Linked DNA regions of Homo sapiens: all the other regions are linked to region 1. Evidence: chromatin contacts called from ENCODE Hi-C or POLR2A ChIA-PET data. All regions are on one chromosome and are shown on one strand. The core of a region is the stretch at or near the end of the contact, and the rest is flanking DNA. Distances in the headings are between cores, read along the strand shown.

Region 1 (3,345 bases), core at 539-3,038:
CCACTGTTATGCCTTTGAAGTCTATACTTTTAGCTTTTTCTTTGCATATTAATATATAAATATACATTTTTTTTACAAAAATGGGATACAATATATACCATTTGAAAATTGCTTTTTTCGTTTCACAATATATAATGTACATCTTTCATGCAAATGTGTAGGGCTCATGACTGAAAGAGGGAAACTTGTAGATTTTAGGGGGAAACCTCAACTTTAAGCGAGTTACATGCTAAACATCTAAAATAAAGCCTCACAAAAAGTTAAAATTCAGAATATGGGAAAAGGCATTAAGAAAATGCAAACAGAAAGTCCAGGTGGCAATGGCAATACTATTAGCAGGCAAAACAGAATTAAAGGCCGAACACATTAAATAGGATAAGGACGGCTCCGTTTTGCCTTCCAGTGCATTATCATCAGTTTGTTTCTTACTCTTTTCATCTCTTCTAGCTCATCTGCTGCCTGTATCATCTCCTCATTGCTTAAATTTCTGCCATGTATGTCCCCTCTAAATTGCGGGCGAGAACGAGCCAACCTTTCTTTAAAGCTTCCTTCTTCAAGCTTATGTTTTCCTACTCCACAAGGAGGCTGCTCCATGGGAGGGCGCCCCTCAAACAGGTCCTTCCTGGAAAGACCCTCCTGCGGAGGGCGCTCCTCCGAGAGGAGCATCTCAGGCAGGAGCTCAGGCAAGAGCTCCTCAGGAAAGAACTCCTCCTCCGAGGACTGCTCCTCCGAAGACTGCTCCTCGGGGGACTGCTTTTCGGGAGAGTGCTCCACCGGAGGCCTCTCCTCATCGGTCTTGGGCGCGCTCTGCGGCTCTTCTTCATTTTCTTTGCGTGGTTTGTCCATGTTGGGAATTTTCTTCTTCAAGCACAGTTATTCTTAGGAGACAAGAAAGGCAGAATAGAGTCAGAATACTAAGCGGCTGGACTAACACCCAGGCCGTGGGTTCCAATACCTGCCTTTTCCTGATTCGGGGGCCAGGTCCTCAACCTTGCGCTTTCCCAGAGGCTCTCCGGCTCTCCCGACTCCGCCGCTTCCCGGTCGCCCCCTCCTTCCCGAAAGCCCACCATTTTCCCAGCAGGCTTTGCTACAGGCCTCGCCCGCAGTGACAGGGGCGGGACAGTGCGGCCTGCAGACTCCATGCCTTTCGGCGTCCACCCTCGCGCCCCAGTCCCGGCCCACTGCGTACCCCTTCCCTGACCTGGACCTTTCCGGGCCGTGTGCTCCTAGTCGTCCTCTCCTCGAGGTGCCCCGCTGTGACCAGCAGACCTGCACACAGACGCAAGACAGGGTAGGGGGCGGGGAGTGGGGAGGAGGGACGGACTGACTGACACCCCCCACCCCCCACTTTCTGGGCACCAGCCACTGCCTGCACGCTCCCCTAGCTCTCGGGTTCTCTTTTCGTCTCAGCCCCTGCGTCAAGCTTCGTCCTCCGTGCTCCCACCTCCCCACCCCGCAAAGCTTGCCATTTCTTTTCAGATGAGAAGTGGAAGCGAAGCATTTTTAGAAACTATTTCCAAATGTCTGTACCCCCCTCCCGGGGGACGGGGGAGGTACTCGCCTCCCCACCCCGCCCCAAAGACCACCATATTTTGCACAGAAATGTGGGCGCGGGGGGCGGGGCTGGAGCTTAGGGAAAGGCCTGGACTCCGCCATCCCGATTCTGTCAACCCCATTCCCCGGGTTACTAGGCAGCGCCGACACTCACACCGATTTAAGAGGGTAGAGGGAACTTACTTCTTCTGCTTTCCCTCTCGACCAAAGGGTAATAGGGAGATGGTGGACAGGCAAAAAAAAGACCGGGACGAGAGGGACTTGGGCACATAGAGGCTCCTGGTCACGTGAGGGACGCGCGTCACTGCCGAACTCAGATCCCCAGTTACCACTTTGATCTGCGGCCCTGCCGCAGCCACCTGCTAGTGCCTGCTAGTGTTCTCTGACCCGAGACACACCAGGCATTGTCACTCACCTCTCTTTGTATTTGCCTTTTCCTGGTTGCCAGAGACGGTCCGCATCTAGTCTCGGGTAGTATTGCCTCTTCCTCTGTGCTACTTCCCCTAGTACCACCTCTTTCTCCCCTCCTCCCTTCCTTAGCCACCAAGGCCCCTTATTTCCCCTGCAGTTCAGATCCTGCACTGACGTTTGACTGTTCACCTTCATAAATCAGTATTATATCCTTATATCCCAACACTCTCAGTTTTAATCCACATCCGTATCTCCATCATGTCCATTTAGGCTCATTCAGCATGTTTCATCTCTTGTCACTTTCATGGGAGACAATCTTTCACTTTTTCTTGACATCACATTTTGTTTTTTTGAGCCCCCAGATCTAAATTGGTAATCATTCAGTTCGAGACCTGTAGAAAGAGTTGAGTTTGTAAAGTTTGTAGATCTAAAAAGAATGAATACTTTGATTTTCATAAATCAAATACGTATTTGTCCATCTAAGTACAAACAGTCCAGAACACTTATTATCTGAAATGGGATAGTCCTTGGTGGAGAGCTTGGCATTATTCTCTCTATGTGTGTATATATATACACACATATATATGCGTGTATATATATACACGCATATATATGCATGTATACACACTGAATAGATTATAAAATATATTTATATACATGTGTACATATATATAAATTATTCAGTAGTTATTCATAATAGAATAAATAGATTTTACTGGGACTCTCAATCCTTAACCAGCCACCTCTTGGTGCTTCTGGTTGAGGAAGTTTATATTAATTCACTAAATCAACAAATATTTGAGTTCTGGGACTGCTGGACCCCAAAAGATAGATGCAGCAGGGAGGGCATTCCATATTAAACTATGCAATAATTCTGTTGACCACATACTGAATAGCAGGACTACAATTATGCTAGCATTTTCAATTGTCATTGCAATATGTATTTTTTTTTATCTAACAGTATTTTATGATCTTTAACCTTATGCCTGCCTCTCATCTACTCACATCAGCCTGGATGCTACTTTCTTATGCAGATGCTCTTTCCCCTACAGAGCATACTACTTCCCTTCCCTCTGTGTTTTACACTTTCAGGGTAGATGACCATCTGATCTGTGAGGATCCTGGGATTTTGTTTTAAAGCCAGGCTGTTTAGTAAGTTTCTGAACAGAAATTCATGTGAAATTTCCCCTTTTAAGAACTGTTTGTTGCTTTTCTCTGATATCTGATTAACTTTGTGTTGAGATAGCATTTAGACAAATATTAGTTTACCTTCATATCTTTTTTATAACTGTTTTACTTTCCAATTTCTCTGTGAGATGTGTCTTTAAAACCAAGTTTCACTATGCCTTCTTATTTTTTCATCAAGGGTTGGTTTCTCAT
Region 2 (3,345 bases), core at 375-2,874, 370 kb after region 1:
CCATTTTGCTGCTGATGATTTTTCTTTTAAAAGATCAGAGTTGTTCCTCACTAAATGGTTACATTTAAAAGAGTGGAAACATTTGGTGATAGGCAATGATTAAATCTTTATAATTTGCTAGTTATATTTATATTAAAAGCTCTCTCTCAAACAATAGAACATTTATCCCTCAAGTGTGGAAGAAATTTGTCATGCTTCAACTATAAATCATTAAGTCCAAAAAATATTTATTTTTTCCAAACCTTCTTTTCTCTTCTCTGGTGGGTGTTCTTGTTGGCTAAGGCATCCTGCTGTGACCACCCTAGACAAAAGACCCCCTCTGTCTTCTTCTGACTCTCCAGCTGGCTCCATTGGCCAGAATGCCACTCCAGGCACCACCATCCTTCCAAGTACCAGTGGATTCTGAGTTGCAGGGATATCAGTTTCCTGTTTAATATTATTTTTTACAGCAATGTTGTTCTCTTTGCTTTCTAATCATAACAATTATGCATGTCAATAGTTCTTTTAATGGGACACAGTGGATGATACCAGACTATCTCAAGAGTGCCATGAATGAAAATGCCATGCAAAGAAGCCTCAAGCCTGATGGTGAGATACAGAGAATTCTCTTTTCTGAGTGTTTCATGAGTGTATGAGTTATTTCCCAACAACGAAATGTTTTCCAAGAAACATACTACTTTGAGTTCCAAAAGAATTTTACTCAGTGGAAAGCAGGCTTTTCTGTGGACTTATCTGATTAACAAGATACTGAATCCTATAGAGGAAATGGGGAGGAAGTCTGTCTGAAGCCTCCAAGTGAAACCTTAGTGGATGCCACCAGTGGTCATCAATGAAAAAGATCAGACATCCAACACTTGATAACTTGAGTTCTGCCAGAAATAGAAAGAGTAGTAGATTACCTATACAAAATTGCTAACAAGAGAAAACTAGGCCTCCTTCCACACATTAATTTGGGAGTCAATTTTTTAAGTGCTGTTTGGTAAGATTTTAAAAAATTCTAACACATCAATATGTTGTGAATATTGTCATTTCATTTCCAGCCATTAGAAAACTTTTCCAAAGTCTTACACATTGATATAACTAATTTGTCCTTCATATTAAGTGTTACATATTGCTTATGAGGCATCCGTTTTCTGATACCATTTTTAAAAGTATGCTGATTGCTGAAAACATAGAACACAACAGAAAACTATTCAAGAGGATTAGTCAAATCCTCCACTTTCAACCTTAGATTCTTTTCCAGCCCCCTCTTCCCGATCTACCACCTTTGCCCATTTCAATGCTGGATAGGATTCCAGGGGAAATGGTGGACTGTAGGGGTCTTGGAGGAGGGGAGGTGGGAGTATTGGGAGCAGAAGAAAGAGATGATTCCTCAAAGAAGGAGAAATGGTCGATTACCCCTAAAAGGCTGATCCTCCTGGTAATCTGAGAAAGGCGAATAAATACTCCAGGGCGAAGATAACAGTTTATTGTCTCCGATTGGCAAATACGAAAAAAGATTGACAGTATCAAGTGGAGGGAACGCAGCGGGCGGGCTGCAGTGTTAATGGGAGGGGTAACTGGGGACTCGAGCTCAGTGATGACGCGACTCTCACGTGACCAGGAGTCGACGTGTGCAGAAGTCCTTATAGTCCAGGGCCTGTTTCCCTGTAGCAGCTCCTTATTGCTGGAGAAGGAGAAAAGTGCCCAAGATCCTTTCAGGTTAGTATAAACGTGGGCGCTGACTTGGAGACCCTGGGGTCGAGGAGGCCGAGAGCAGAAAGCAAGCGGGGCCGGCACTGCTTTCCCCACTTCTGTTCCGCCAAACTCCCATTTTGTGCAGGAAATTTGGGGCTGTTTGGTGGGGGATGGCGGGTGGAGAGAGAGAAGGGTAGCTAATTAAGGGTCCTGAGAGAGAGACATAGAAACTGTTTGGAAGAAACTTGCTTTTCCTACTCCCTGCTTGCAGAAAAACGGTGGGCACGGAGGAGGGCGGGGTTGCCATAAAAGGAGGGCGAGGATGAGGACATGGGAAACTTTACACCAACATGGCCTAGAATCATGAAAGGGACCCGTGATCCAGGTACTAGTCTGCTCACCAAACACTCCCATCTGTCTGCAGGATATTTGGTTTTTTGGGCGCGACACAAATCGAGGTGAGGGAAGAGAGAGGAAAATCCCCTGAATCCCTGCAGGTCAGTTTTTGTAAAGGTGCAATTGCTTCAGGTCTCTTCGGGTGGGGGTGGAAGTGTGAGTGACACCAAAGCACATCCTGGGGTCGCAGCAGCCCCTCCCCATCCGGATTAAGTGCCAGAGGCCGGTGCCGAGCCTGCAGCGGAAATGAGGCGGGGGAGGAGGAGGCTTAAGAGACGCTGAAGGGGGAGGGGAGGCCAGAGACTGGACCAGCCGTCTCAGGTGAGAGGCTGGAGGTTGAGAGGGCCTGGGAAAGTCTGAAGGGCGGGAGTGTTGGAGACCAGAGGCGGGAGAAGGGTTAATTGCTTCCGTACTGCTCCCATTTCAGTATTAGGAGAGGCTTGTAGCAGGGCCTGCTGGGAAGATGGTGGGCAGGAGCAGGAGGAGAAAGATGGAGCTGGAACGAAAGGGGGCGCGAAGGGAGGTGGAGTCAGGGGAGTTCTGAGCCTGAGGATCCAGCTTTCTCTAGTTGGAAAACTTTTGACAATTAGGGTACTGAGTCAAAAAAGGCCAGTCGCTATGGGACCCCATACTCTGACTGCTGGTCTGTTTGCCTGGAATCTAGTAGTTTTGTTTCCTTGTTTTCTAGGATTAATTTATTCAAAAAGGAAATAAAAAATACTCAATATGCAAAAGTCTTGTGAAGAAAATGAGGGAAAACCACAGAACATGCCAAAGGCCGAGGAAGATCGCCCTTTGGAGGATGTACCACAGGAGGCAGAAGGAAATCCTCAACCTTCCGAAGAAGGCGTAAGCCAGGAAGCAGAAGGAAACCCCAGAGGAGGGCCGAATCAGCCTGGCCAGGGATTTAAAGAGGACACACCCGTTAGGCATTTGGACCCTGAAGAAATGATAAGAGGAGTAGATGAGCTTGAAAGGCTTAGGGAAGAGATAAGAAGAGTAAGAAACAAGTTTGTGATGATGCATTGGAAGCAAAGACATTCACGCAGCCGTCCTTATCCTGTGTGCTTTAGGCCTTGAATTCATTTTTGCCTAATATTAAAATCTGGCCCCAGCTTTCTTTCTGTTAGCATTTTCTGATGTATCTTTGACCTCCATTTTACTTTTAATCATCTGATGAAATTTTGTTTTAGGTAATTTCCTTGGTACCAGCATCTCATTGGATTTTGGATTTTGACCCATTTTCCAGGTCTATTTTTCAATTGGAAACTT
Region 3 (3,345 bases), core at 267-2,766, 320 kb after region 1:
TTATTTTATGTTTTCGAAGTTCTTTATATATGCTCTGAATTCAAAACCATTGTCAGATACAAATACTGTGAATATTTACTCCCAGCTTCTCACTTCATTTTCTTAACCATGTGTTTTAAATGGTAGAAGTTTTTAATTTGGATAAATCCAATTTCTTATTTTTTTCTTTTGTGATCTGTTCTTTTTGTGTCCTAAGGAATTGTTTTCTCAAAGATTGTAAAGTTTTTCTGTATGTTTTATTCTAGAAGTTTTCTAATTTGAGCTTTTACATTTAGGCCTAGGATCCATTTTGAATTAATTTGTGTATAGTATAAATAAAAGGCAAGGCTCCTTTTTTTCCTTTAAGAATTCTGTTATTTCAGCACCATTAGTTTAAAAGACTATACTTTCCATATAGAATTACTTTGATATCTTTGTCAAAAACTAATTAACAACATACGTATGGGTCTATTTCTGGAGTCTATTCTGTTCTATTGATCTACAGGTCTATGTTTACTACTACACTAACTTTATTATTACACCTTAAGTCTTGAAATAATATAATGTAACTCTCAAGATTTGTAGGATATTTTAAAAAAATTATTTGTCTATTCTAGGTCCTTTGCATTTTCAAATAAATTTATGAGTACGTTTGTAATATTTATCTTGTAGCTGCAACCTTCTTAAAATCAATTCTTACTCCTATAGTAGGTTTACCGTAGATGTCTCTGGATTTCCTAAATACATGATTACTTGATCTTTAAATAAAGACATACTTATCGTTTGAACCAGAAATTTGTGAAAAAGGCCTTTTTTTTCCTTTTAGTTATGAAAACCCAACAAGGTTCTGTAGCACTACAACTCACTAGCTCATTTCATAGAAGGGCCTCATGTGTCCAGGGGCCCCTCAAAAGGGGAGCCATCAGCTGCCCTGTCCTTTTCCAAGTTCTAAAAAAGCAGCTGCGTGTAGAGTCTATATTTATATAATGACTTAACAGGACAGGTGGTTGGGACATTTTGCCCAACTTTAATCCCGTCTTTCAAGTAAAAATAACTTTTTTTCCTTTTTAAAGAAGTATATTAATTTTTTGTGTTTTACAAAAGAAATAATACAGAAAAGGTATTAAGAATGAGAAAAGCCTACTCTCTTGTGCTCCTTTCCTGATACACCTCTTCCACTCATTTTAGTGGAGAGAAAACGGAGAATATTGGTAGGAGGACAGAAGGAGGTAGACAGGCAGAAGGAGGTGAATCCTGGGAGCCAAGGGCAGAGAGAGGCAAGTCCCCAGAGAAGTGGGAATGGCCAACAGCTCCCTGAGAAGATACCTTCCGTCCTTCCTGGGCAAGCAGGGGAAGTCTCAAGAATATACAGAGAAGGAAGAGTGGCAGAGCCCAGGCTGGGGATGTTAAAAGGGACTCCCGGTGAGGATGGGGGCGGGCCCGAAAGCACCACCTGACTCCGGGCTGCAGGAGGGGGCGTGGGACGGGGGCGGAGCCTCTGGCGATGACAACAGCCACACGTGATCGGCCAACACTGAGTCTTACCTCGTTGTGGCGTCAGAACCGCCGTCGCTCGCTCCCTTCTCGGCAGTGGTACCTGTTCCCGGTGTCCCTGAGGACGTGCGGGCCAGGTACGGCCCCGAAAGTAGGAAGCGGAGGGGGAGCAGGTAAGGGACCCGGAGGGGGTCCCTGGGGTTGGTGTGGGGGAGCAGCCCCGGCCTGCGGATGCCCCATCCCCGGGCAGCAGCGCGGAGACGCAGCCGGTCCACGATGCAGCCCCGGGGCCCCGCCGCGGGACCGCGAGCCTTGTGTGAGCGGAGGGGTGCCCGGCCCCGCGGGAGCCGGCGATCCTGAGGCTACGACCTTTCGGAAGCACCTGCCTCCGTCACCAGCGCAAGCTTTTCCAACACCCCTGCTCCGCCCTTCTTGATGCAGAAAATGGTGGTCAGCTTGGGGGGCTGGGCGGCTGAGGCGGGGGGCGAGAGCGGCTAGGAGGGCCCGGGCCCGGCGTGGGGAAGGGGCCGGGTGGCGGCGGGTCCTCTCTAGCGTTCCGCTGCAGCAGCCCCCACTCTTCCCACCCCGGCCGTCTGCAGGTTTGCGGGGCCAAGTGTTGCGGCGACGCACCTCACGTCGAGAATCGGGAGGAGGAGACTGCAAGGATAGGCCCAGGTCAGTGCGAGGGACGGTGGTGGGGAGGGGGTCAGAACATGAGGAAAGCCCAGTCTGAGACCCCAATCCGTGCCTTCACCCCCACACTTAGCAATCCCCCACCCCCACCCCTTCTTCGTCCTCCATTTTGGTGCCTGCAGAGGCCTGGAGATGGATCTGCAGAGAAGATGGTGGGCTTTGCGGGAGAGAAGGGCACAGACTGGCTCCCCTCGCCCCCCCGAGGGTACATGGGGCCTCTCTGGTGGAAAAAAAATGAAATTTAAAAAAGGCCTTTGAAATCCAGGGCTCTGAATTTTGAAAGGTGGGTAGTCGGGCCTCTGTCCTCGGTGCTGATCAGTTCACCAAGAATTGAGTCCATTTTCTCTCTGTCTCCTAGGAGTAATGGAGTCCAAAGAGGAACGAGCGTTAAACAATCTCATCGTGGAAAATGTCAACCAGGAAAATGATGAAAAAGATGAAAAGGAGCAAGTTGCTAATAAAGGGGAGCCCTTGGCCCTACCTTTGAATGTTAGTGAATACTGTGTGCCTAGAGGAAACCGTAGGCGGTTCCGCGTTAGGCAGCCCATCCTGCAGTATAGATGGGACATAATGCATAGGCTTGGAGAGCCACAGGCAAGGATGAGAGAGGAGAATATGGAAAGGATTGGGGAGGAGGTGAGACAGCTGATGGAAAAGCTGAGGGAAAAGCAGTTGAGTCATAGTTTGCGGGCAGTCAGCACTGATCCCCCTCACCATGACCATCACGATGAGTTTTGCCTTATGCCCTGAATCCTGATGGTTTCCCTGAAGTTAATAGGGAGACCCCTGCTTCCTAAACTTACACATTTGTGGTGTACCTTTGTCGTAAACGTTTTGATGTTACCTATTTCTTGTGGGTCTCCTATTACCAGCTTCTAAATGAATGTTGTTTTTGACCCAGTTTGTAAGTTTCTGTCAGCAGGAGAGTTTTACCTATTGCATGGAAAGATGCTCATTATATATTGTGAAGTTAATAAAACAGTTTTAAAAAGCATTCTCTGCATTCTTTTTTACTTTAAATCTTAAACATGCACCTAAACAGTCATATATATATATATATATATATATATATATATATATATATATACACACACACACATATATATAGTAAATAGTGTTTATCTCTGTGGTAGAATTAAGAGGGAGTTTATTCTTGCTTACCCATAATTTCTTATTTTT
Region 4 (3,345 bases), core at 361-2,860, 290 kb before region 1:
TCCAAATCTGTATTGTTTACTCCAAGGAACTCTACATCTTGGGGTTGTAAATAAGAGGGTGGAAATGAGTGAGTGAAGTGCCTTGGCAGGCTGAAGATGAAGCCAACGGCAGTGGAAGGGCTTCAGACTGTTCACTTGCTTCCAAGCATCAGGAGTCAAGAACAGGCCCCACAGGAGCCTCCTAGCCACACTATACATAAAGGAAGTAATACCTGCTCTCTAAGTCAGGGAAAAATGGAGCAGGTTTTCCAGCCACTGCCTTCATGGCCATTCACTTTGGACAGCCCTGCATGCTGTTTCCATGGAGTTGCTCCTTCTCTGGGGCCAGTGATGCCAAATCCAGCAAAGGAGAAGTCCCCTGAAGAGCTCACAGAAGGGCAACCTAGCAACCTGTCCTTGAGCCAGGAAATGAAAGAGCCATATCAGCAACAGAGAGCTGTGGTTTGGGGGTTAGGTTAAATGGGGTTTGATTTCTCACACTTCTTCATCAAGCATGGCTTGAAGAAGGAAGACATTATGACAGACCCATTTGAAAATCTGCAAAGCTGTGGACTCAGAAGAATGTACGGAGTCCAGATTCTTTGCATACAGTTCCAGGAAGGACCGCGGGTAGGAACCTGTGCTCTGGAGTTACATTTCATAACAGATATGCCATGGACAAATACACTGATGACAGGCCCATTTACTTATAACCTTCAGCATCACGTGGTGGTGTTTAGAACAGTGGTTCACGAATCTCTCTACACCTCAGAATCAACTATGGGGCTGTTTAAAACTACAAATCACACTCTTTACCTGTAGTCCTAGTACATCAAAATCCCCCAGGGGTAAGGCCCAGGAATCTGCATTTATAACAAGCTCTCCAAAATGATTCTGAGGCAGCCCACTTTTTACTCACTTTAGTTAATAGTATGAGTTCTGGATTCAGAGATTCGGTCCAAATTTTGGCTTCACCTTGTAATTTCAGACAAATCATTTTACCTCTCTGAGCCTTGCCTCCCTTGGCGTCACAAAGGGCTGTCGAAATTATGTTGCTTTTATAAAAAGGGCAGCTTTTTGTAGTATAAAAAAAAGTATTTTTAAAAAAACGAAGGAAAGAAGAGTGCCAAGAAGAGTTTCCTCTTCTGTACAATGGGCACCATAAAGGTTGCCTTCATCTTCCCTCAGCCCTCTCCCTACTACCTCCTCACCCCCTCCCTCAGCACTATCATCACATTGAGACTGCTGTTGAGATGGTTTGAGACTACCTGTGCAAAAGTGCTCTTCAGACAATGCTGCAGGGCAAACAATTAGCATCTAGAGAGCAACATACAGGTGCTAAGTTGGATGCTGTAACTTCTTTGCTGCGGGATACAGTGCAAGACGCTTAACCTCTCTGTCTTTGGCTCAGTTTCTTCATCTGTGAAATGGAGATAACAGTTCTTGCTCACTAATTCTATGCAGTCCCAAGTTGGTCCTCCCATCCTGGCTTTGGTTTTTCTCCGCTATCCCTTAATCTAACAGAATAGAGGAGTGTTGGCAAGGGGTAGCCTTTGAAGTCAGATATGTTGACTTGGGAGTGAGCTCTTAGCTCTGCACTTCCTAACTGTACCGCCTGGGTGTTTCAGTCCTTTCCTGTTAAGTGGGCACACTGCTACCTCCTTCACAGGGCTGCTGAGAAGAAAGGAGACAGGCGCATCCGCACACAGAAAGCACTCAGTAAATGCTGTTTCCCCCCTTCCCCCTATACAAAGGTAAGGAACTCTCATTGTTCACTTGGTTTCTGTCCCACCTCGTGTTTCAGGCATCCGGTCTCAAAGCCCGGAGCAGAGCCGAGGCGGAAGGGGATGGGGAGAAGGGAAGCGACGGGGTAGCAGCAAACTCACAGATGAAAGGGAAATGGGCCTGGTCCGTGCGTCCGAGCTCCACTTGACGCCGCGCCGGCTCCCGTGCCTGTCGGCCTCAGCCCCCGCCAGCCAGCTCCCGAGTCTTGCTAGCAGTAGCTTCAGGGCCAGAGGCTGCTTGGGTAGGCCGCCTCCTCGCCCCGCTGATTGGCCGCGTCGCGCGGCTTGTCACGCTCTTTTGTCTCAATGGGCAGAGACTGAAAGCAACCGCGGCTGCCCGGAGGTCCGAACTGGAGGGTGGCCGCAGCCGTGACTTCCTTGGGAACCGCGCTGCCTCGACTCGGCTACCTCTCTGCGAAGCACTCGCTAAGCCGGGCAGCCCCGGGGTCGCTTAGCGGCCCAGGAGGCGCCAGCGATCCTGTTCCCCTGCAGAGCTATGGGGACCGGAAGGCGAAACAGAGCTGTCGACGCGGGAGCATACGCTGCCCACCAGTGGAGCGCAGGTAAAGAAAGAGCGCGCGATTTCCCGGCGCGGAGAGGGGTGGGGGAAGCCCCACCAGGACTGGGCGGCGCCCGGCTTGGAGAATCAGTAACTGCGAGGCAGGGGATGGAGCACTCCCATGGCCTGGTTGCGCTGAGAAAGGAGTTGTGGCTCATCTGGATGCTGCCGACTGGGTAGGATTTATGATTTGCCTGGATTGAAGTGGGCGGGGGTGTTGTCGGGCGTCGGGGGCGGGTGTTCGGGGAGGTGGCAAGGGGCGGGAGAAGACGATCGCAAGCTGTCTTGAACCCCTTTTGCATCTCCTCATCTCTTCCTGGGAAGGAATATGGGGGTGGGAGGTCATCCAACTTCTAGTCCCTTTCTCTCCGGCAGGTCATCAAAGCCGAATCCGAATTTGAATTCTGTGCGGCTGATTGCAGAGCTGGTAGGCCGACGGTTTCCCGCAGGAAATGTACGGGGGGCGGGAGTGCAGGAGGCACTTTGGCTTGTGTTCAGAAGATGGGAGAGGGAATTTTCCGCCTGGCGACAGAGGAGGCGGTGGAGGGGAGGTATCAGGTTTTCAGAAGAGGCTGCTCCCAACCCTTCCTTTCCTTCCTTCGCGGCACAGTCTTGAGGCCCTGAGGACTGGGATCTGCGACCCCCAGTGGACAAAAGTCGACTCTACCCCAGAGGCTAATTTTCTCAAGGCAGGCACCTGTTGAGAGGCTGCAAGTAAAATACAGGGGAACGCTAGTTTCCGAGCTCATGTAAGAATCTGAGAAATAACGGGGGTAAACTTTGACAAAGGGGTGTGTGATTGAGACCTGAGGTCATGAGATTAATGGGTTCTTATTACCTCTTGCGGGGGGAGGTAGTAAAGGGGAGGGGCAGGTGGCCTGTGGCGTCCTGAAGATTTTTCATGCATTCTTTTTCCGAGAACTAAACATTGTCAACTCTAATATATCTATAGCGCAACTTGCTTCAAGGACAGTAATAATTTTCATTTAATAATTTTCCATTTAATCCCTTTACTACATGGTC

Evidence for each region. A loop is a pair of places that touch in the nucleus more often than their neighbours do. ChIA-PET counts read pairs that join two places held with the same protein, here RNA polymerase II (POLR2A). Pooled maps may share reads with other maps.
Region 2: a pooled map shows a loop between it and region 1 (8-fold over the local background). The contact joins the promoter of TCEAL8 here to the promoter of TCEAL1 in region 1. A Hi-C loop is called at or near these places in 12 of 50 pooled maps.
Region 3: a loop to region 1 is called in a pooled map, with 6 times the contacts of the local background. The contact joins the promoter of BEX2 here to the promoter of TCEAL1 in region 1. A Hi-C loop is called at or near these places in 5 of 50 pooled maps.
Region 4: a map of naive thymus-derived CD4-positive, alpha-beta T cell shows a loop between it and region 1 (4-fold over the local background). The contact joins the promoter of TMSB15B-AS1 here to the promoter of TCEAL1 in region 1. A Hi-C loop is called at or near these places in 1 of 168 maps with a recorded cell type or tissue (naive thymus-derived CD4-positive, alpha-beta T cell), 3 of 37 single-sample maps with no recorded cell type and 8 of 50 pooled maps. POLR2A ChIA-PET finds 5 or more read pairs at or near these places in 1 of 52 experiments (OCI-LY7).

What each region holds. Positions count from the first base shown.
Region 1 is chrX:103,627,418-103,630,762 of GRCh38, reverse strand. TCEAL1 (transcription elongation factor A like 1) reads right to left here and starts at 1,788. Exons shown (of 3, transcript NM_004780.3): 1 at 1,738-1,788; 2 at 1,190-1,269; 3 at 1-878. The coding sequence starts at 846. The coding sequence ends at 367. RefSeq lists enhancers at 834-903, 974-1,023, 928-1,222, 2,094-2,163.
Region 2 is chrX:103,253,434-103,256,778 of GRCh38, reverse strand. It overlaps TCEAL8 (transcription elongation factor A like 8), which reads left to right and starts at 1,624. Exons shown (of 3, transcript NM_153333.3): 1 at 1,624-1,701; 2 at 2,102-2,174; 3 at 2,762-3,345. The coding sequence starts at 2,800. The coding sequence ends at 3,153. RefSeq lists an enhancer at 1,638-1,687.
Region 3 is chrX:103,309,161-103,312,505 of GRCh38, reverse strand. BEX2 (brain expressed X-linked 2) reads left to right here and starts at 1,516. Exons shown (of 3, transcript NM_032621.4): 1 at 1,516-1,646; 2 at 2,073-2,148; 3 at 2,525-3,160. The coding sequence starts at 2,530. The coding sequence ends at 2,916. RefSeq lists a silencer at 1,691-1,780.
Region 4 is chrX:103,917,813-103,921,157 of GRCh38, reverse strand. TMSB15B-AS1 (TMSB15B antisense RNA 1) reads left to right here and starts at 1,610. Exons shown (of 5, transcript NR_146557.1): 1 at 1,610-1,733; 2 at 2,078-2,326; 3 at 2,698-2,749; 4 at 2,933-3,071. It also overlaps a transcript of TMSB15B not described here. RefSeq lists an enhancer at 1,595-1,684.